3 separate regions of the Mus musculus genome follow, and all the other regions are linked to region 2. Evidence: chromatin loops called from intact Hi-C (ENCODE). Cell type or tissue: left cerebral cortex. All regions are shown on one strand. Links, peaks and the distances in the headings refer to the core of each region. The heading gives the core; the rest is flanking DNA.

The links. A loop is a pair of places that touch in the nucleus more often than their neighbours do. Peaks named below come from ENCODE experiments on the same cell type or tissue, not always from the same donor. Only the 100,000 strongest peaks of a DNase experiment are listed, where the experiment ranks them.
Region 1: a loop joins it to region 2, with 2.1 times the contacts of the local background. A loop is called at or near these places in 1 of 42 quality-filtered maps.
Region 3: it touches region 2 in a loop (2.4-fold over the local background); 1 of 42 quality-filtered maps calls a loop at or near these places.

The regions. Positions count from the first base shown.
Region 1 is chr1:137,476,887-137,484,319 of GRCm38, forward strand. No RefSeq gene overlaps it. Among named protein-coding and RNA genes, the nearest start is that of Gm34244, 130 kb to the left of the region's middle. In left cerebral cortex, for the core only: no CTCF peak of the experiment used is centred there; a DNase peak (open chromatin) is centred at 4,158.
Region 2 is chr1:137,894,513-137,901,945 of GRCm38, forward strand. It overlaps Gm4258 (a long non-coding RNA gene), which reads left to right and starts at 3,955. Exons shown (of 3, transcript XR_003948014.1): 1 at 3,955-4,273; 2 at 4,916-7,433. In left cerebral cortex, for the core only: no CTCF peak of the experiment used is centred there; DNase peaks (open chromatin) are centred at 4,037, 4,533, 5,836, 5,992 and 1 more place; H3K4me3 peaks cover 3,360 bases; H3K27ac peaks cover 3,350 bases.
Region 3 is chr1:137,742,427-137,749,859 of GRCm38, forward strand. No RefSeq gene overlaps it. Among named protein-coding and RNA genes, the nearest start is that of Gm34306, 22 kb to the right of the region's middle. In left cerebral cortex, for the core only: a CTCF peak has its summit at 3,271 (motif pointing left); a DNase peak (open chromatin) is centred at 3,910.

The DNA.
Region 1 (7,433 bases), core at 1,414-6,413, 420 kb before region 2:
TCTTCTAATGGGAGCCAGAAGGGAGTAGATTGGGACAAGAGGTGGAGAGGAACTGGGAGATGTAGAGGGAGGTTACACTCTAACCAGGATATCTTATGTGAGAACACAAATCTATTGGGAAATGATAAAGTGTTGGAACCCGTCCCCCAAAAGCAGGAGGATTATCTAATTTTCCAATGCACAGACATGTAATCCTGAATTCTCTCTCATTTTTGCCTTCCATAGGAATGTAATTCCAGTTTGTGATTTTGCTCCAGTGGCAATTGATTGGGGCAGGGGACTGGACAGAAGTGAAGGGGGTAAAGGAGAAGCCCTGAGGAAGGGGGAGCCCTGAGGAAGGGGAGCCCTGCTGGCTTTTCACATTCACCTATTTTCTGCTTTCATCCTTAGAACACAGCGGGCACATCTCTTCCTCTTTTGATGACCACTTTTGGAGACGAACAGGGCAGATCTTCTGTGGTTTAGACTGTCAGCTCATTCCAATTTATTTCTTTGAGGCCTGAATAACAATTCACCACTAACCAAATATTTATGGTCCACACACAGAGGGCTCTGGCTACTGTGGTTACAGATGAAGGCTTGAGTGGGAAATGATAGATTGTTGGGAGCATGTGAAGTGGAAGATGCCCAGAGAATCACACAGGAACCAGATTCTATGTACAAGCACATGCCTTCTGTTTCTGTCATGCCTTTAGTCTCTTATTCTTGCGATCTGCATAGACAATATGCTACCTGAAGCCAGAGAGGTCCCCATGATTAAAGATGCTTCTCAGAGGTTATAACTACTATTGTGAGAATGCTTTATTGCAGACAAGAAACAACATCCCTTCAGTTTTTGAATTATATCAATGGCATCTGTGATGCTATGAATGAAAATGGGCCCCACAGACTCATAGGGCTGGTCATATTGGAGGTGGGGCCTTTTTTGAAGAAGTGTTTCAAGGGTCCTGGGTGGACTTTGAAGTTTCAGAAACTCAAGCCAGACCCAGTGTCCCTTTCTTTACTTGCTGCCTGTAGATCCGATGTAGAACTCTAAGACCCTCTCTGTCTGCATACGGCCATTCTTTTCTCCATGATAATAATGGACTAGACCCTGAACCTGTAAGCCAGCCCCAATTAAATGTTTTCCTTTATAAGAGTTGCTGTGGTCATGGTGTCTCTTCACAGCAATGGAAACCTAACTAAGATACCATCTTACCTGGGATAGATCTCAGCACTTCTCTTTAATTAAAGTACCCCACATGAAACTGAATCTTATTTCTAGGAACACACTTTGATTTGGGGTCTCACATGGCCTTATTTGTTACTGGCTTATTCTTTATTTGTTGACTAATGCAGTGTCACTAATGCTTCAGCAATATTGATATCAGTGACATATCCAGCTGACCCTAAGTTTGAAGACCCAGAGCTTTGGATATTAGCAGTGAGACAGTGAGAACATTCTTTGCTGGTGATCTGAAACAACTTCTTGTATTACAGTCATCTAGGTTATTAGTTACAGATAAGAAGAAAATGTTTAGCGTGTCTCATAAATCATACCTTATGATTTTTTGACTTCATCATCGTCCCTCTGCCCTTAATGAAGAATTTGGAGGTTGTTGAACATTTCTTTCTCTTTTCTGGCCCTTTGTACATATAGTTTGCCTTTGCTTCTAGGCTCTTCCATCATATTTACACCCTGGTTAAGTCTTCCCCTGCAGACCAACTTTGATTTATTTCCTTTGACAAGTGGATGACAGGTTTTCACAGGAAGCACTGCACTGGGGTGCCCCCGGCAGAAGTGGTGCAGCACCTCCCACTCTCACCCCCCTTCCCTCCTCCTCTCTACTGTGCATGCCTTTATGGAAGGTGATGCTGTATCTGTGGCTTTTAGGTGTTTGTGTCTGGAGTTGAAACTGGTTGTTTCTAGGTATCCATGAGTAGATAAACCAAAGTGCAACCTCATCAGTGAATCCCAATGGAAAGGGATGATTTCCATCTGAGACTGAAAAAGGGAACTTTTGGGGAGTTTTACTCTGAATTGCAATTCTAGGCTGTAGAGAGCTGTTAACTATTGAGTAACTCATCAATTGTTTGCCAAGCCTCCCCTCCTTTAGGAGAAACACGTTTCATACTGAAAGATACCCGAGAGAGGGAGAAAGGATGGCGGTGAGCATTAATTAGACCTGATTTGATTTTTGAGATATTTGAACTGCAGGTGACATTAAAGTGAGTGAGAAGCTAACTGGCTTCAGGACAATGACTTCAGTAGTGACAATGATGCTTAGGAGCAATAAAAAAAAAAAGATTTATTAATTGTTTGGGGAAAATAATCTTAACTTTCAAGTTCTATTTTTTCTGATGATTTATTAGTTTTAAATTTTAATTTATTTACTTACTTGCATCTTGACCAGTTTCCTCTCCCTCTTTTCCTCCAAGTCCTTCCCACCTTCTCTGTCCATCCACTCCTTTTCCCCTTATCTTCAGAAAATGGGTTGCCTCCCATGGATATCAGTCTGCCTTGTCATATCAAGTTCCAGTAAGCCTAGGCACATCTTCTTCCATTAAGGCTAGAAAGGAAGCCTGGTAGGAGGAAAGGGTCCTACAAGCAAGCAAGAGAGTCAGAGACAGCCCCTGCTGTTAGGTGTTCTATGTGAAGATCAAGTTACACAATTGTTACATATAGGCAGAAGGTTTAAGTCAATCCAATGCACACTCCCTGGGTAGTGGTACAATCTCTGTGGGCCCCCCTAGGGCCAGGTTAGTTGATTCTGTAGGTTTTCTTGTGGTGAACTTGATCCTTCTGGCTCCAACCATCCTTCCTCCCCTTCTTCCAGGGTATTCCCCAAGCTCTTCCGTATGTTTGGCTATAGGTCTCTGCATCTATTTCCTCTGGATCTGGTTTACAGTTAGGCTCCTATTGGCAAGTACAGTAGTGTTGCGCCCACCTCGGCCAGTAAGGAAGACACAACACGGTCGGATTCTTCTCAACAGCCTTTATTACAGGAACACCTTGATGCTGCTACGGGGACCCTGGGAACCCAGGGAGGTCTGCTTATATACTCTCAGCCCCATCCACTCATGGCAGGCCACACCACCTCACCAGGCACGCAGCTTCAGTCAATCAGGGCGGCATGGGCATGTCTCCACCAAATATGGACTTGTTTACACCGCCAGCATCATGGTGCACCTGCGCAGCTCTCAAGATGGTCGGTGGTCGTGGCTATTTTCAGGTGTATGGGGAAGTCAGGTGCAAGTCATAAGACTTAGCTGCAGTCCTGGCGCCATCTTGGGACTGCTGCCACACCCGCTCCTCACACAGTAGAATAGCATTAACAGTGTCAGGGGTGAAGTCCCTCTTGTAGCATGGGTCCCAAGCTGCAGTAGTGATTGGTTGTTTTTTTCTTCAGTTTCTGCTAGGTCTTTACTTATGTACATCTTGTAGGCAGGACAAATTGTAGGTCTAAGGTTTTGTGGCTGGGTGATTTTTCAATCACTTCATTGAAAATATTGCCTAGATATAGGAGATGGCTGCTTCAGGCTCCATATCTCTCAGTGCTAGGAGTCTTAACTAGTTCCATCCTCAAAGATTTCTGGGAGGTTCCATTGCCCTAGCTTTCTAGCTCATCCCAGAGATGCCACATCCCCCAATTTCAGTTGCTTTTCCCAGTTCTCTCACCCTTTGTCCTCCCCTCACCTGGTCCCTCCTGTTCCCCCTCCAGCCCCCACCCCTACCTAGTTCCCTCCTATCTATTTCTCCTTTTACAGTGACATTTACACTTCCCTCCTTGAGCCCTCCTTCTTACTTGGCATCTTTGAGTCTGTGAATTGTATCATTATTATCCCTTACTTTATGGCTAACATCCACTTATAAGTAAGTACACACCACATTTGTCTTTCTGGGTCTGGGTTATCTCACTATAGCAGGATGATCTTTTCTAGTTCCATTCATTTACCTGCAACTTTCATCATGTCATTGTTTTTAATAGCTGAGTATTATTCAATTGTGTAAATGTACCATATTTTCTTTATTCATTACTTGGTTGAGGAACATCTAGGTTGTTTCTGCTTTCAGAATATTATGTATAAATTGCTATGAACACAGTTGAGCAAGTGTCCTTATGGTGTGGTGGAGAATTCTTTGGGTATATGCCTAGGAGTTGCATAGCTGGGTTTTGAGGTAGATCTATTCTCAATTTTCTGAGAAACCGACAAATTGATTACCAAAATGACTGTACAAATTTGCACTCCCACCAGCAATGTAGGAGTGTTCCCTTTGCTGAACACTCTCACCAGCATGAGCTGTCATTTAAGCTTTTGATCTTAGCCATTCTGATGGGTGCAAGATGGAATCTCAGAGTCGTTCTAAATTAGTTTACAAAACTAATTCAAGAACACATCAAAAAGATTACCCACCACGATCAAGTTGGCTTCAACCCAGAGATGCAAGAATGGTTCAACATACAAAAATACATCAATGTAATCCATTATATAAACAAACTGAAAGAAAAACATCACATGATCATCTCATTACATGCTGAAAAAAACCTTTGAAAAAAAATCCCAAACCCATTCATGTTAAAAGTCTTGGAGAGGTCAGGGATACAAGGCACATAACTAAACATAATAAAGGTAATTTACAGCAAGTCAATATCCAACATCAAATTAAATTGCGAGAAACTTAAAGCAACTCTACTAAAATTAGGAATAAGACAAGGCTGTCAACTTTATATATATTCAATATAGTAGTTAAAGTTTTAGTTAGAGCAATAAGACAACTAAAGGAGACCAAAGGGATACAAAGTGGAAAGGAAGAAGTAGATGCATTGCTATTGGCAGATGATATGATATGATAGTATATGATATGATATGATAGTATATATAAGTGATCCTCAAAGTTCTATCAGGGGATTCCTGTGGTTGATAAACACATTCAGTGAAGAGGCTGGAAACAAAAGTAACATAAAAAAAAAACTTGGTAGCCTTCTGATATACAAATAACAAACAGGCTGAAATTAGGGAAGCAACACCCTTCACAATAGCTACAAGTAATATAAAATATATTGCTGTAACTTTAACCAAGCAAGTTAAAGACCTGTGTGACAAGAAAGATTTTTGACAAAGAAGCCAAAATTACAAAATGGAAAAAGACAACATTAACAATAAATGGTGCTGTCCAATTGGATGCTCACATGTAGAACAATGCAAATTGACCCATATCTATCACTCTGCACAGAACTTAAGTCCTAGTGGATCAAAGACATCCACTTTTAAAGCAGATTCATTAAACCTGATAGAAGAGAAAATGTGGAATAGCTTTGAAAGCATGGCACAAGAGTCAGCTTGATAAACTGAACACCAATAGATTAGACCCTAAGATCCACAATTATTATATGGGCCCTTATGAAACTGAAAAGCTTGTGTCAGGCAGTGGACACCATTGAAAGGACAGAACAGTAGTCTACAGAGTGGGAAAAGATTCCAACAACCCAACATATGACAGAGGGCTTATATCCAAAATACATAAACCAAGAAAGTAGACATCAACAAAGCAAATAACCCAATTTAAAAGTGGGATACAGATCTAAACAGATAGTTTTTGACATAGGAATCTCAAATATCCAAGAAGCTACCAGGGAAATGCAAATAAAACTTCATTTTTAGTATAGACTCCCATTCTATGTTATTCCAAGTGTTGAATCTAAGGCATGAAGTAAAACACTCAGCTTGTTTGCTTTTACATTCAATGACTAAAATAAAATCTTTGAACTACAATGATCTTATTCATCCTAGCCAATATTATATTCACTATTTAAACTTTTTATAATCTATATTTCCAATTTACTGTATTTTAATTTGGTTAATTCCTATTTTGTGAGAAAGCCAATCATTTTATTTATTATAAACATGTATTTCTTTTTTAAAGAAAGGTTTGTTTATTTATTTATTTATTTATTTATTTATTTATTTATTATATGAGAACATTGTAGCTGTCTTCAGACACATGCGAAGAGGGCATCAAATCCCACTACAGATGGTTGTGAACCACCATGTGGTTGCTGGGAATTGAATTCAGGACCTCTGGAAGAGCAGACAGTGGTCTTAACTGCTGAGCCATCTCTCTAGCCTGTGGTCCAAGTTTAATTTTCAGTTTCCCACAGGACAGCTCACAACTATCTGTAACTCCAGTTCCAGGGGATCTGACACCTCCACAAAGGCATACATGCAGGTGAAATATGAATGTGCAAGTAAATAAATAAAATTTCATATTCATTTTGTTTTTACTGACATAGGTACACACTTGTAATCCTAGCTTTCAGGCGGCAGAGGAAGGAGGATTGCTGAAGGGCTGGAGAAATTGCTCTGCAGTTAAGAACTTCTCACTCATAACCACAAGACATGTATCTATGTATAATTTTACACAGACACACATACACATGAATAAAATAAAATCTTAAAACATTTGTATTTGATGGATGAGCATGGTGGAAAAACCCTTGAATTCCAGCACTCAAGAGACAGAAGCAGGTGGACCTCTCTGAGTTTGAGGGTAGCCTGGTCTACACAGTGAGTTCTAGGCTAGTCAGGACTACAGACTGACATCCTATCCCTGGAAGAAAGGGTCGCCTTTTGAGTAACCATTAGTGTCAGGTCTACTCCTTGATAGTCAATATATATTTTAATTATTTGTTAACAACTACCATAGTGGTTTGAGCACAGCTATTTTTAAGATTAGTGTTCTATGCTTTATATTTTCTTTGAGTTAGAGCACACAAGTAAAATATCAACAAGGCTCTCTAATTCCTCACAGCGTGTTTCCCCTAATCCATGCTAAGGAATCACATTATTATTATATCACCACCGATACTCTGTTAGTATCTGCATCCTACTGTTAACTCAGATGGGATTCCCTCTAAATCAAACCACTTAAGTTTCCATATGGTGATTCTGAGCTGCATGATGTCATCCTGCATGTTAGGCCCAGAAGCAAAGCTGTCCTCCAGAAGGCACACATTCAACCAAAGTGCTGTTTGTGTGTTTGTGTAAATTGTCCGCATGTTCCTTGAGAAACCTGTGTTTTGTCTTTCTTACAACTGATTCTTGCCTTCTCTATGGGGTTCTTGTTGTTTTCTTAGTTTGGTTTGATGGATTTTAGAAAGTAAATCCAATATCCGACCAAAGCGTTTTCTACTTCATCACTGACAAGGGTTTGGCTCCCTAGCAAAGTCTCCATCATCTTCTCCTACCCTCTAACACAGCAGCTACTATTTCCATCCTGGTGTTCAGCCTTTCTTCACTTAGATGTTATAATGACCATGTCTGCTGACAAGAACGAAGCCTGCTTTCCCTATCTTGTATGGTTATGTTTCATGGGCTCCAAGTGAGGGGTTTATACTTATTGTCACCATATTTCTTCGTGTTACATTGGACTCATCGCTGGTCTACGCTGATGA
Region 2 (7,433 bases), core at 1,593-6,592:
AAGCAATGATGTCACTTTGTGTTGGTTAACTTAATTCTAAACAGAGGATCTGTCTCTGTAGCTGCTCTTCTATAATCAAAGGAAAACAGGAAATAAACTTTGCCTCTAAATCAGCTGAGGGTTTGGAACTGAAAGATTAACATACCAGTTGGTCAAATTGCTTATTTTCTCTATTCTACCTGGTGCCAAAACAGCCACATGAAAATGAAAAATCAAAATATTGAGTTATTGGCTTTGCCCTGAATAAACCATGTGTATATTTGGCTAACTTTCATTGTCTAAATTATTTAACTTTTGCTTACTTGTAAGAAATGTCGTCTTAGTACTCCAGAGAAAATAACAAGCCTAGAAAAGTTAAAAGCATTTATATATTTCAAGGTAAAAAAATAAATCTATGTTTCCCCCAAATATTTGTCTTTTAGCATTTAACAGAAAGGAAGAGGCTTTGTATGTAGTGTGCTTGGCTCATCTCGCTGTGATCTGGCCACACTTCCCACTGTGTGCTTATTGTAAATTCAGAGTGGCTGAGAAACTTCCTGTTCAGATAGCTCATTTTCATCTGATCCCAATTTTCCCACCCAAGACTCAGACCACCCATGACAAGCAAAGAAAATTACTACCAAGAGCTAATTTTGTAATGAAAGCAATTTGAACGTAAATGTGTGAAAGGCAGAAACTTCCATGAATCTTTTCCTTTGGAATGAAAGTTTAAAGCCATAATTCAGTTCTTAATCAAGTAAGTTATTTGCATGTGTAAAACACTGCGTATTCTGTCCTTACTGTAGCCTTAAATGTTGGGGTGCAGAGACATAAATCTGCTTCCATGTTGTAATTTCTAGATGTCATAGAATTTTCCAGGTTTTAGTTTTCCTGTATTAATTGGGTAATGCTTATACGTCTGCCTTGATTGTTTGATATTAGATAAATAGGAGATGAATGTAAAAGGGCTTTGAGATGTAGTGACTCTGGTATAAATATAATAAACTATTACTGAAAAGTGTGGTTACTTGGAGACATTTTAGGATTCACAACACGTTTTGTATCAGGCTTATTTGGTGGCATGTAACTTAGTATGTCTAATTCTGCCATCAAAAACTTTCATTTTCAAATAGATTTCTGTCTGCACTTTGGAAGCAAAAATTATTGCCTTGAACACACATATTTTTATAAGACTAAAACTTTTTAAAATGCTTATCTGAGTACATTTCAAAAGTACATCCATATGACTTTGAAATTTTGAGAACAACACATCATCATGAAATGAACTTATTGGTGTTATTTCTATTTTCATTGCTACCAATAGAAAAAGGGGTGGAGTTTCCATATGGCTGGGGACAAGATGAGATATAGTCCTAACCAAAATGCATAATTCAGAACACTCATCTGGAATGGGACAGAGCAAGTCAAGAGATGTGTAATACTGGGAGGCTAGTTATCTAGATACGAAGATGTCTGTCGAAGAAAGATTGGATCTTAATTCCATGTCACCCTGGCTCTCTGGTAGACACTGATACTCTCATTGAGATATTGTAAAATTCAGGGAAGAGCCAGTCACTTTGATGTTGAAAGTGTTGTGTTCATGGGATTGAGACATCCAAAGGAAAGGATGTTGTGTGGTCTACAAGATCTACAATTTCAGTGTGTGGTAAATGGAAACCACTCTTCAGTATCACACTGTAATTGACAGTTCTGGGGTGAAGGGGGAACAGCTATTCCTCTTCATCAGATCCTGCAGTAAGTCTGCTTCAATGCAGCATTCATAAGTGCCATCTGTCCGTATGCTAAAATCTGTGGAGTGAAAACTAAAGTCATACAGGAGACTACAAAAAACATATCTGTAAAGAAACCAGAGGAAACACAGTGCATGAAATGAACGACAACAAAAAAAATCCTTAGAGATAAAGAAAAAAAAAGTATACAGGACAAAAAAGGGAAGAATACTTCCAATGACAAGAAGCAGTGAGCTTTAAAATATTTCAGAGAGGATGACTTATTTGGAAGATTGAAATTTATAGGTGAGGTTTAGTAGCACAGAGGCATTTAATTGCCCTCTCTGAAAGAGTGCAAGGGGTAATGGCTGCCCCCTGACTTTCCCAGCTTGAGATGGACCCTTTGACTCCTGTTTTGAACATTTCTAGGGCTTGTTGTCCTACTAAGCATTGCATTCAAACATTTGGACCAGTAATAGTGGCCGGAACAACACTCTAGAAAACTCCAGGCTCCTGTGGCCATAAGCTACAGTTTGAACCTTTTGCAGGGCTCAGATGTAAATGTGGTTCCACAGTTGTCCTTAACCTGTGTTTCCAGTCCCTTATGGGCCACTTACCTGAATCTGAACCTAGCTTACATTGAATAGTGAATATCCCATAGCTATGCATAGATATTCAAATACGTTAGTTACACCAGGAAGGAAATAATCAAGGCAAATGATGCTGTGGACACCTTGGGAGAACTCCGGTGCTGTCTCTATAGACGAATAAGAGTTGTACATGTAAATGAATGAGTGCCACAGGGCACGAGCTACCAGCTACAGGACCTGGAGTAGCTTGAAGCTCATTTCCTCATCTATGAAATGTGAGCAACAGCCAACAACTTCAGGGCAACCCAAAGTTGGTTTTTTTAAGGGTGTGGCTGCTGGTAGATCAACTGTGCTCCAGTGGATGGCCCCATACCAGTGAATAAACTGGACTATGTGGCTTGTTTAAGGAGAGAAAACAACAGAAAGAGATACAAATGATGGGGGTAGACTGCTGAGGAGTTAGGTGGGGGACGAGAGAGTAAATATGATCAAATTATATCCTAAGAATTTCTCAAAATATTAATAAAATATAAGCAAAAAGCTAATGAAGTTACTGTTGTGAAGATGGACTAAAGATGTGAAGTCTTGTTACATCCGTGACATAAAGTAAGGCTCCCTTAAATAACGTAACTATTCATAGAGACATAAATAATGGGGTAAGATCCAAAAGATGCCATTGTAGGAAAGTGTGAGTTTCTCGTAGAGAAATGCAAGTAGTAAAAGAGACTGGGTTATCCTAAAGACTGACTACATATAAGAGTGACTGGCTCTTTGGCGGTATTGTCAGCAAGGGCAGGATGATGTTGCAGCAAGATTGCTTTCATTTGGTTTAACTCGGCATTAGTGTTACAAGGCAGCCATTATTTGTCAGGCATGCTTCGGTATTGAGAGAGTGGGATTCGATGATTTTATGGGACCTTAAGCTTTAAGTCTTGACAAATATCTCAGGTGTTTTAAGAACCCTGGTGTGTAAATATCCCCCTGGATAACTGGAAAATACAGTTTGTCTCCAAGTTTTATGGACATTTTATGTTGCTTAAAGAGGTAATTAAAGATGGAATTTGAGGGAGAAGAGTGTATTTCCTCATCCACGTTAGCTGACTTAGTTTGAGTTTCTCATTTAATTTCCCTGGCATTTTGCTTTTTTGATATTTTCAGCGTTACTTTCCCCTTGGTTTTCTACAGAATGAGCTAACGACTCAAAAAAAAAAAAAAAACCTTAATTCTGTTGCCGGTGTCACTCATGAATAATTCAGTATGTTGGTTTAGAACTGCACTAAAACCTTCTTAGTTTTTAAAATAAAATCAGAAAACTTATCATTGGAAGTCCTTGATCCTGGTGCTCCTCAGCCTGACAAATTCTGCAAAGGGATGCAATGATAATCTATTTCTATCATCACTGGAGCTGAAGGGAGAGCAGCAACAACAACATTTTTCTTGAAGGCAAATCACACACAAAATTGCAGGTCAAGGGGATGAAAAGGGGGGGGGGATCTTGCAAAAGCTGAGTTTCTCACCCCCTCCCACAGTCTCTGGGAGGGTGACTTCAGTGACTCCTAACTGATCTGTCACTGTGAAATCCTACAGTCATTCTTCCACACATAAAGGACAAATAGGCAGGAGAGGAGGATCTAAATGCTTTCAGTTTTAACTCTTCACCAATAGTGGAAAAGGCAGAATGCCTAAGCTATGGTTCTGTGGCCAATAGGATGGCGGCGTGTCTCTCACATGACTGCCTGCCCCTGCCTTTCGCATGGGCTCTAATTTAGTTCAATTCAGAACTGCAGATAGTACGGTGGAGCAGGGATGCCTGAGCACAAGTAGCGAGTTCCGAGTGACTTTAGGAAATGCTTCCCCCCCTTCCTGGGCATGCAAACAAGACTCTGCACCTGCACCGCAGTTTGTTCCGGAGAGAAGCCTCGGCTTCGCCCTGCAGGGACGAGGAACTAGAGCAAGAAGCAGCATTTGAAAATTGTAAGTATACATTTCTTTCCGTCAAGTGCGCTGATTAAAATAGTTTTCTGCCAGAAGCCCCAAATACTCGAAGATTTGCCAGGGAATCCTTTTATGCGTAGTTTGAAAGGTAGCCAAAGGGCAGGGAACTGTACCGGGGAGCATTTGTTGCATGCTTTCTTCTGTGAAAGATAAAGAATTAAAAAGAAAAGTAAGGCTTTCTGAAGAGTAGCTGTAGGAGACTCCGCACTGGGACACTGCTCCAGCATGCTGCTTTGTTCATAGGGAAAAAAAATGAAGGCACACACATGTGTACTTAGTTCTCTTCTTTTCGCTCTTTATGTCTAATCAGATTTGATTTGTCCCCAGGAAAAATAAAAGGCAAACTTTGCTGACTCCACTGGCTAGGGCACCCCACACTTTCCAGACATCTGACAGTTATTATAATTAGCCATGAAAGACTGCTAAAGACACTTGGAGGCAAAATAGCTCTTAAATCTGAACAATGGCTTCAAGCCAGGGCTTTCTTTTGATTCATTTTTGAAGTGTTTTAAATTTTACAATAATGACAGAGACTGAACTGTTTTTTGTTTGTTTTTTTTTTTGTTTTTTTTTTTGTTTGTTTTTTGTTTTTTTTTTTTTGTCCACAAAATGTGAAACGAGGTCCGGGCACGAGTGACGGCAGCTGAAAGTGGCCAGTGTGGAGAAGGAAAAGACAGCTTTCTGTCTTAGGAGCCAGGCCTCCATATAAAGATTTTTTTAAAATTCCTAATAGGGTGGGGTGAGGATGTGGGGGGTGGGGAGGAAGCATGCCGAAGCTTCTTCATAGAAGAATCCTCAAAGAATAAAATAATTTAGAATGTCTTCCTGCGGGAGGAGGCAAGGCTATAGCTAACATCTAAGTTGTATTTATGGTAAGATTTTTTTTTGATGGAGTTTTAAACAGAAGTGACATTCAAAGCAGCATTTAAAAAAAAAAAAAACAATTGGAAACAAATGGTAGAAATTGTTCCTGTTACTGCTTTCTTTTCATAGTCAACTAGGGTAATCCAGCAATGCTGGATTGTGTCTTTCCTTCTAGAATCATCTAAATCCTTAAAAAGTTATGTTTGGTCTCATAAGAAATGAAACTGCAAATCAGATCAGTGTGATTATGACTGATGAAGATTCTGAACAACAAAGACTCTGACAGAAAGAGAGTTTATAAGAACACACTGCCCTCCCCATTTTTAAAAGAGAATATTAACTCCATCAATTATTGAAAGGAATTATTCAGAGGCTCCAGACAGAACTAATTACGGCTTAGAGAGGTGCCAGAGCCGAGCCGGTGCTGTAATTATGAAAGTCCAAGACATTAGGAATCATTTTTTTTTAAAGGAGGCTTGAGCACAGAATTTCACATAATCTTTTAAAAATACACCAGTTTTTCTTTGTCTGCTCTCTCATGTTATCTACACCTCCCCCACTGCCGCCCACTGTGCGCTGAGACACCTGAAGGCTAGACATAATGATCAACAGAGCTCCAGCCTGTCTGGACTCCAGCCAGGTCCCCCCCCCCCCCACCCCCCTTCTACAATCAAGGAGCTTGCACGCAATGCATGCCGAGCCTTTCCACCACTATGTGCAGATCCGGGATGGAAGTCGTACACATACTGCGGAAAGATTAAAGACAACAATATCCCCTTTCTCCTACCCTAGACAGACTCAATTTTTAACCCTTTCATTGCCTTTAAAACCGAGATGTCTCAAGCACTCGAAGGCAGGTCTCCAGGGACACTGCAACTCCTGCACCATTTCGCATAGAAGCACACGCCTCATTTGGTGTGGAAATCCCATCTCCACGGATCCTGGCAGAATATTTGAGGATTTACAGTGTGTTAACTAAACGAAACAGAATTCACTGGTGTGGGGAATGCATTTTTGAACAAACTTAAGCTATATAAGATCGGGGTGGGGGGGAAGTCTGAGGTCTGTGGGAAGGTTCTTACAAGCCTTGCTGAGAGGGCTGCAGAGGGTTTCTGAGGCTGCAGTTCTGTAAGCATCGTTCTTTTTGCCTCTGTGTCTTTTTCTCATTCTCTGTCTCCCACACACTTAAGGCGCACACATGAGCCAGAAAAACACATCACTCTATCACAACGAAGCCAGGTTAGTTGGTGATGTCATCACAGATAAAATTTTGCCTTTGTGGGCAACATTTTCAATCACCTAGACGCCAGCGTCTGCTGGGTGTGTGCCCATAGGAAGTTCAAGTGTTTGCGGGGTTAACCAACAGACATAGGAAAGCAGTCTTTTATTCAGAGTTCTCTCTCTCTCTCTCTCTCTCTCTCTCTCTCTCTCTCTCTCTCTCTCTCAGATGTGTTTACGGGGCAGTATGGGTGTGCTTATCATGATATAGTCATGTAGCCAGAGTTCTGTGCTTCTAGTACGCCTTATTAACATGCTGATTATACATGTGGCTAGATTTCAATATGAATAGATGAAATGAAAAGCGTTTTAAAATAATTTGGCTCAAAATTTTACAAAAGTAATAGTCATTATGAATTGGTATTTGTCATTTGCGATTACTTTTAATTGATTTTTACTATTAAAATTCCTCAAGGAAAGAATCATTTATACAAATGATTTTGAAGCGATGCCCATTTTGTGCCTTTGTGCGTATGTCTCTGGATTAGCTGGAACTTGGATTCAGTGTTTGTGCAGTTGTTCACTCTATATTTTTCATCTCTACTTTGGGGGTCTTCCCTAAAGAGTCACCTACCAATCAAGTCCTCAGATCTTTATTAACATACATATGGTATTATTTTATTTTTCTTATGTCGAATGGAAGAAAGATAATTTCTTTTGCCACCCTGTAATTTGAGATAGAGATGGAGAAAAATTCCACATGCATTCTACACCTTATCAAGTTTTTATATGTAACTTATTAATAATGTAGGAATTATGATATGTTTGCTAGCTCAGACATGCCTGGCATTTGATATTCAGTTTTGTAAGCGTTGAAATTCATTCTTTGTACTTCTAATTTAGAAAAGATTTTGAAAGCCTGTGTCTGTGAACAATTGCAGTAAAGGATCAACAGAACAACGGATTTATTTGCCAATGTATTATGTGATTGTTTTAAAGCAAGAGAATAAAAAATTACTGCTTCATTTGATTATTGTCCAGAAAAGCATACAGTTGA
Region 3 (7,433 bases), core at 1,171-6,170, 150 kb before region 2:
CATGATTTAATCCATTTCAATGTCAGTGTTAGCAATGTATCGCCCTTGATCCTCTACTGAAATAAAAGTTGATGGTTTATTTAAGCGAAGCAAAGAAATGGTACATTTTGCTTTGTTCACAAGTAAACCAATGTAAAATTTCCCATTACGTATAGACATCGGTTTCTCAGGTATGCTGAGAATTTACTTCTATCTCTTGGCAGGCATGTGTATAAACATATTTAAACTGGAACAGGGTTCTTCTGAGTGACAGCTTAAATTGGTAGCTTACAATAAAGACACATGGCTGGATGGGAGACATTTGGCATTTAGACTAGGAAGTGTCAGGATGAAGATACAGCAATCTGAACTTTGAGTCCATGTTTCTTGTCATCATTTCCCAAAGAATATAGAAATATAACATTTATTTTACCCTCAGCATGCACGAGACCCTTTCAAACATCTTATTCACAGATGCAAAAGAATGAAGAAATATCTTTCACAGGCTCAGTTTGTACTCTGTCTCCCTCACTTGCTACCCTTGCCTGATGACGTCTTTTCCTGTTTCCACGCATGCATCTCAGTATTTGACAAATGTGGAATGGATTGATCAAATGAAGCTATATTATAATCTTAAAAGAAAGAACAATAGTCAGTGTTACCCCCAAATTGGTAATTTTAAAAGTCATTATTATTTATTTTATTGCAATAGCTCAATGTTATAATAATGAGTAACTGAATTAAATTTGGGTCTCTGTTTCATGATTTATGAAATAATCTTTCTGAAATGAATGTGAGTACTTGGAAAAATCCATGCTTCATCAAGAAACCACTCAACACTCAAAGGGGGTTTATTCACCTGTTTAAGAATTTTATAACTTAAATTATCCCAAGGTCTGGCATAGACATAAACAGTTAGAAGATACAAATTGTCAACACATGAGTAGCATTTTCTAGGCATTTGCAAGCATTGACCAAAGCCTCAAACTTGGGACTCTGTGATATGTACTCTAGATGTACCATGTAGCATTGATAGAACCACAGCCTTCTGAGAGCTCATCTCAAGTTTTGAAAAAAAAATTTTTTTAATATAATTTGTTATTGACATAACAACAATCTGAAAACAAGCTACTAGGGCAGTAAAAGATTACTTTCATGAACTTGAACACAGGACAGCAAGATGGGAACCCTAGGTTGAAACAACAGGACCAGTTTTGTAGAGAACACCACAGACCTGGTTTCTGCTCTGGTATATTTATTTTTGAGTGCTGTCTCTGGGGTATTTGCCAATGGCAACTTTTGCTACTCATTTTTATAATTAAATTCATTTTAGAATTAAAAGAACAAAAAAGCAAAAACTCAGGGGTAATGCTGTTTTTGTTTCCATAAACCAGTGTTTGGACATGTCATCCATAATGCCTGCTTTAACTCATTTAAGAACAATAGCATTGATCAACAATGCTTTAACTTTCCCTCATACCGACAAAGCTCCAAATTTTGTGAATGTATAGGTACATGTATAATAAGAACAGTAATATCAACTAACCAGACTTGACCCCAAAAGCTCCCAGGAACTAAGCCACCAACCAAAGAGTACACAAGGGGGGGACCCATGGCTCCAGTCACCTATGTAGCAGAGTATGATCTTTTCGGGCATCAATGGGAAGAGAGGCCCTTGGTCCTGTGAAAGCTCAATGCCCCAGTGTAGGGGAATGCCAGGGCAGGGAGGTGGGAGTGGTTGGGTTGTTGGGGGAATACTCTCATCGAAGCAAGAGGAGGGGGGATCAGGAAAGGGGATGTTTGAAATGTAAATAAAGAAAATATTCAATAAAAAATATACAAAAAAAAAAAAAACAAGATCTGAGATACAACCAGTTGTAGTAAACCTGTTCTCAGTGTATCAACTTCTACAGCATTGTCCTTTTTCTATAATTATTGACACCCCCTGTACAACTAGAAACAAAAAATAATACATTGTCTTGCAAGCCATAGTAGACCAGAAATATCTAGATTTTTTTTCTATATTCTATCTCTCTCTCTCCCCCCTCTCCCCCTTCTCCTCCCTCCTTCCCCCATCTCTCCCTCTTCCTCTCCCTCCCTCTCTCTCCCTACCTCTCTTCTCTTCCTTCCCTCCCTCCTTCCTTCCTTCCTTCCTTCCTTCCTTCCCTCCCCCATTTCTCTCTCTCCTTCTCTTTCTCTCTCTTCCTCCCTTCCTTCTTTCCTTCCTTCCTTTCTTCCTTCCTTCCTTCCCCCATTTCTCTCTCTCCTTCTCCCTCTCTCTCTTCCTCCCTTCCTTCCTTCTCCTCCCTCCTTCCCCCATCTCTCCCTGTCCTCTCCCTGCCCCACCCCCCTCGTCTGTATAAAACTGGATGATGTTGACACCCAGAGCTTCATGAACACTGGGCCAATGCTCTATTACCCAACTACATCCTCAACTCACATGTCCATATCTATCTACCTTTAAAGTGTGGGGCTACTTATTATCCCAGCTATACTGGCTTTGCTGAAACTTTAGTTTGGATTTTGTGCCCATCTTCTGACTATACAGAACATCTAATAAAGGTTTACCTTGTTGAATTCTCACTCCGAGGCTAGAAATAATGGAAACAAAATGTAAAGAGACATTAATTACTTTGATACTTGGTAAGCTAATCAAAATATACAACAAAATAAGCACAGATTTTTCGTGGAGGTACTGGTGTGAGTGGATAAAGCTGCTCTCAGAAGCCATAGTTTATTAAACACAAATTCCAATGTTGGGATTGTTGTTAGATGGGGAAGTCCCCAATTTCCCCAAACAGCACAGGCAATTGCCACTGCTGTTGTTTATCTACCAGAAATAGAAAGGAAGACCCCATTACTGAAGACACCACATATCTTACTCAGAAGACATAGAAAAATGAAGTGCTCCCTAGGCTGGAAAATCCTCTCCTAGCTATTCCTGAGAATACTCACAGTTGCTATTCAGGCTTTAAGGGGAGAATTGTCATTGATAGACTTACTGAGTTGCAATTCTGTATGTCACAATACCTATGTACCAGACAGTAAGTGCTCACTAGCATAGTGGTACCAAGTGTGTTATCAAATTAAATAACCACTTTTTGATTGGCTTTGAGGCCTTCTTTGCAGGAAAGAAGTTATAACTGGTATGATATGCCTATTGGGGTTAAAAAGATGACTCAGGGATGAAAACCAATGGCTGCTCTTCTGGATAACCCAGATTTGCTTTCTAGCACCCATATAGAGGCTCACAAATGGCTATAAATCCAGCACGAGGTGATCCAATGCCCTCTTCTGGCTGGGGACTTCCACAGGCAACAACTGGAATGTGTGTTTGATAAAGTATGGCTTTTGGGAGCAGCTTTATCCATTCACACACAGTATCTGCATGAAAAGTCTGTGCGTATATTATTTTGTATTTTGATTACCAGCTGTGATTAATGATAAAAGAACATGCCAACACCTTGCTGTGGCTTTAAGAATGACTCATAAGACCTCACCCTTCCCTGAGGATCATTACTAATGATTGTTGGAAAAGGGGACGATTTTCTTTAGTGGCATAACCTCTGGCCTCGATGAGTATACACACATATGGTGCAGAGTCTTATATGTTGACAAAATATCCATACATATAAAATAAAATTCAAATAACAGATAATACCTGAGGAATTGTAGACTCTTGTAGGGATGCTTTTGCTGTTGTTTTGATAAATGGACATTGCATGACAATGACATTTCATTCTAAATAACCATGTTTATGATGATAGATTGGTAGTGCTATCAGTTTTGGTCAGAGAAGCCTGTGTTCAGCAGTGTCTGCAGACACCCATAATTGTTCATAATTCTAAAAATAAGTGACTGCTGAATGCCAAGCTATAAATGGGACAGCTATAGCATCTCCTCCAAGCTCAGGAAACACCACAGAAGGAGAGGTAGGAAGAATATAAGAGCCAGGGAAAGGGAGTAGGCGATGTGGAATCCTGACTTCTAGGCATGCCATGGCTTTTGTACTCCTATACTCACAGCAGTTATGATGAACAGCATAAGTGCATGCCAACACCTTGTTGTGGCATTAGCAATAGCTCATACCCACCCTTCCTCGAGGATCACTAGGGAAGGGAATGATTTTCTTTAGTGAAATAGCCCCCTGGTTAGGTGCTCATGTTCTTATAAACAAATTCTCCCATAGGCTATTATAAACAACGTCAATACTCATGGGAATGTGGGGGTGGAAAGGGGGAGAGGGACAGACAGATCTTAGCTGCAAAGAGGAAGGTGATTAGTGGGAGTAGGAGGAGCACCACAGAGAGAAATATGATCTAAATGCATTTAGCACATGTATGGAAATGTCATAATGAGATCCATTATCATGTATAATTAATCTATGCTAATAGAAAGCACACTTTAAGATAAGAAAAATGGGAATAAGTACCACCGGGTATTATTGAATTTAGGATGAGAAATTGTGGGCTTTAAATTAGAAAGTTTTATGTTTTGAAAGTTTCAGCCACTGAGTATTTCTGGACAAGAAGAGAGCTTCATGTTAAGGCAGCTGAGTTTTCTGATTGATTATTGTTTTGGCATTTAAAGTCAGCAGATAGAGGTTTAATTGACAGTCTACTCCATTTAGGGTAGAACTTGGGGGAAGACTTTTCCAGAAGAATTTTCAAATCAGGCCCCTGGCAGAGTTTGCAGTTAGCAATAGCAGCCCAAGTTTAAGTGATTGCTGTCTTGGGACACTGCTCCCCCAACCCCACCGCACCCCCAGTAACCACTGCCTTTTGATGTAACCAATCAGTGGGCTATTTGGGCTACAGAAACAAAGTCCTTCCCAAATTCATAATCTATTCCGCAATGTGATGATATTAGGGGGTAAGACCTTTGGCAAATGACCAGAACAAGAAGACACAGCCCTTAAGAAGAAACCAATGTTTTATGAGGAAAGATAAGAGCACAAGGCTTCTCTCTCTGTTCTTGACCTTGAGATGCTACAAGAAGACAGCAACCTGCAATCCCAGGAGACATGGCTTCCCACCTGGCTCAAAATTCTGTAGGTGTGTTGAACAGGGACTTTGTCAGCCTTTGTCCCTGTGAGGAATACATGTTTGAGATACCCAGCCTATGGCAATCTTTTATAACAAACCAAACTCATTGAGGTACAGCATACGGGCAGGTTACTGGCATCTGTTTACAGTATATAAACTCCAGGGGTTTACATATGGCCTTTCATGATTTGTTGACAAAGGCCAGGATTTTTGCTGAAACTGAGAGACCAAATTCCTTGCCACATGTTCACAAATTTAGAATGACTTCTTAATAAAATAAAGCTTTAATTTCCCTGTGTGTGTAAAATGAGGATGATAATATTTTTCAGCTTGCAAGGTTGCAGCGGTGATGGAGAGAATCACTGTCGTCCTCATACTTATCAACCGCATATAAATGCTAAGCACTTACCAGTAGTCATTAAACATTAATTCACTGAAAATGCTTTCAATTGACATGGAGAAAAGCATCAATTTTGTCAATTTATTTTCACTGCAATGCAAATAAATAAGAGGCCAAGAAGTAGTGGAAAATAGTTTTAATCTTAAATCACACTGGTTTCGAATGTCAAAACATGTTGTAGGATGCCTTTGAGCTCAGAAGCTCCACAATTCTCTAGACTTTGTGGCCTTCCCTGTAGTAGAGAAAGAAATACTTCTTGAGGGACAGATTAAAATGCCAGCTCTTATATTTGCTGACTGTGGGGCCTTGGTCAATTCCTCTAGCACATCTGTAATTTGTTTCTCATTAAGAACATGGAGGGATTAGTTCTCTGAAGTACCTTTAAGTGTGAAGGAGATGACACATAGAAAAGGCTGAGCACTCTGAATTTCAGGGTCGTCCTTCAGCAAAAACTAAATTATATATTCATTCAACAACCTGTTTCTGGGTGACAGACAATAGCCATACAATGGTCTATTACCTGATGGTAGAGACAGGTAAGCATAATTGGAGTGACTATGTAGATGATGGCTCCAACTTTCTTTCTTTCAAAGACAAATGACAGAATCCCCTCAAGCATACAGATTTCTGCCTACATTTTCAACTGTGTGGCTATGCATGTTATGAATGTGTTGTGTGTGTGGTATACATGCATGGATATTTGTATGTGTTTGTGTACAGTGAATACATGTAAGGAAATGGATGCAGTCATGGGCAGGTAGATGGGGTGGTCACAGAAGTTTGGGGTGTTTTATTCTATAATTCTCCATCTTATTGCCTTGAGACAGTATCTCTCATTAAACTGGAAGCTCATCATTTAAGCTAGGCTGGCTGACCAATAAGCTCTCAAAATCTTCATATCGCTGGTCCCTAACTTAGAGGTAATTGGAACTCTCAGCCAAACCCGGCATTTTTCATAGTGCTAGGACTGGAATCCAGGTCCTCACAGCTGCACAACAAGCACTTTTACCCACTGATTCATCTCCCTGGCCCATATTTTCATCAATTCTTAATCTTAATAGATTTTAGGGCACCTTACCACACAACTCAAATACGTAATTCCTCAATATTAATATTTTAGAGACCAAACATGTAAGAAGTATTTAGAGTTTTTCGACAAAGAATCTTTAATGGCTCCTAACTTGCTAGCAAGTTGACTCAGGTAACCAAAGTTATTTGTTAAAGACCTCCTTCGTCATTAGCACATTTACTTTAGTCAAATAGGTAGGTCAGAAATAAATACTACTTTAAATAGAATTAACCTTTATTCAAAACTGTGGTTCTGAAGAACTCATTAAATATGGAGATAACGTTAATAAGAAGTAATTGCAACTTCAGGCCTATTTCTAACTTCCAGGCTGATCCTGGAAGCTCCAAGCCACACTGCTTCCAAATTATTTTCCTACTTAAACGATACTCAGAGACTTTGCGCTGATTAATTTTTGCCAATTGGACAAAACTAGCAACTTGGGAAGAAGGAACCTCCGCAGAGGAATTATTTTAATCAGATTGGCCTGTTTGCAAGTCTGTGGGGGCATTTTGTTGATTAATGATTGATGTGGGAGCCCCAAGCTCATGGAGAGACGTTCCACTCCTCTGCAGGCCAACCAGAATTATAGAAAAATATAGGCTGATCAAGCCAATAAACAGTGTCTCTATAGCAGCGGTTATTAATCTGTGGGCTGAGACATTTTTGGGGTCACATATCAGACATCCTGCATATCAGATATTTACATTACAATTCACAATAGTGGAAAAATGAATAACAGTTATAAAACAGCACACACACACACACATACACACACACACACACACACACACACACACACACACACACATTTGTTCTGGAGTCACCACAACACGAGGAACTGTATTAAAGGGTTGTAGAATTAGGAAGGCTGAGAACCACTGTTCTATAGTCCATACTTCAGTTTCTACCTTCAGGCCCCTGCTTGAATTCTAGCCCTATC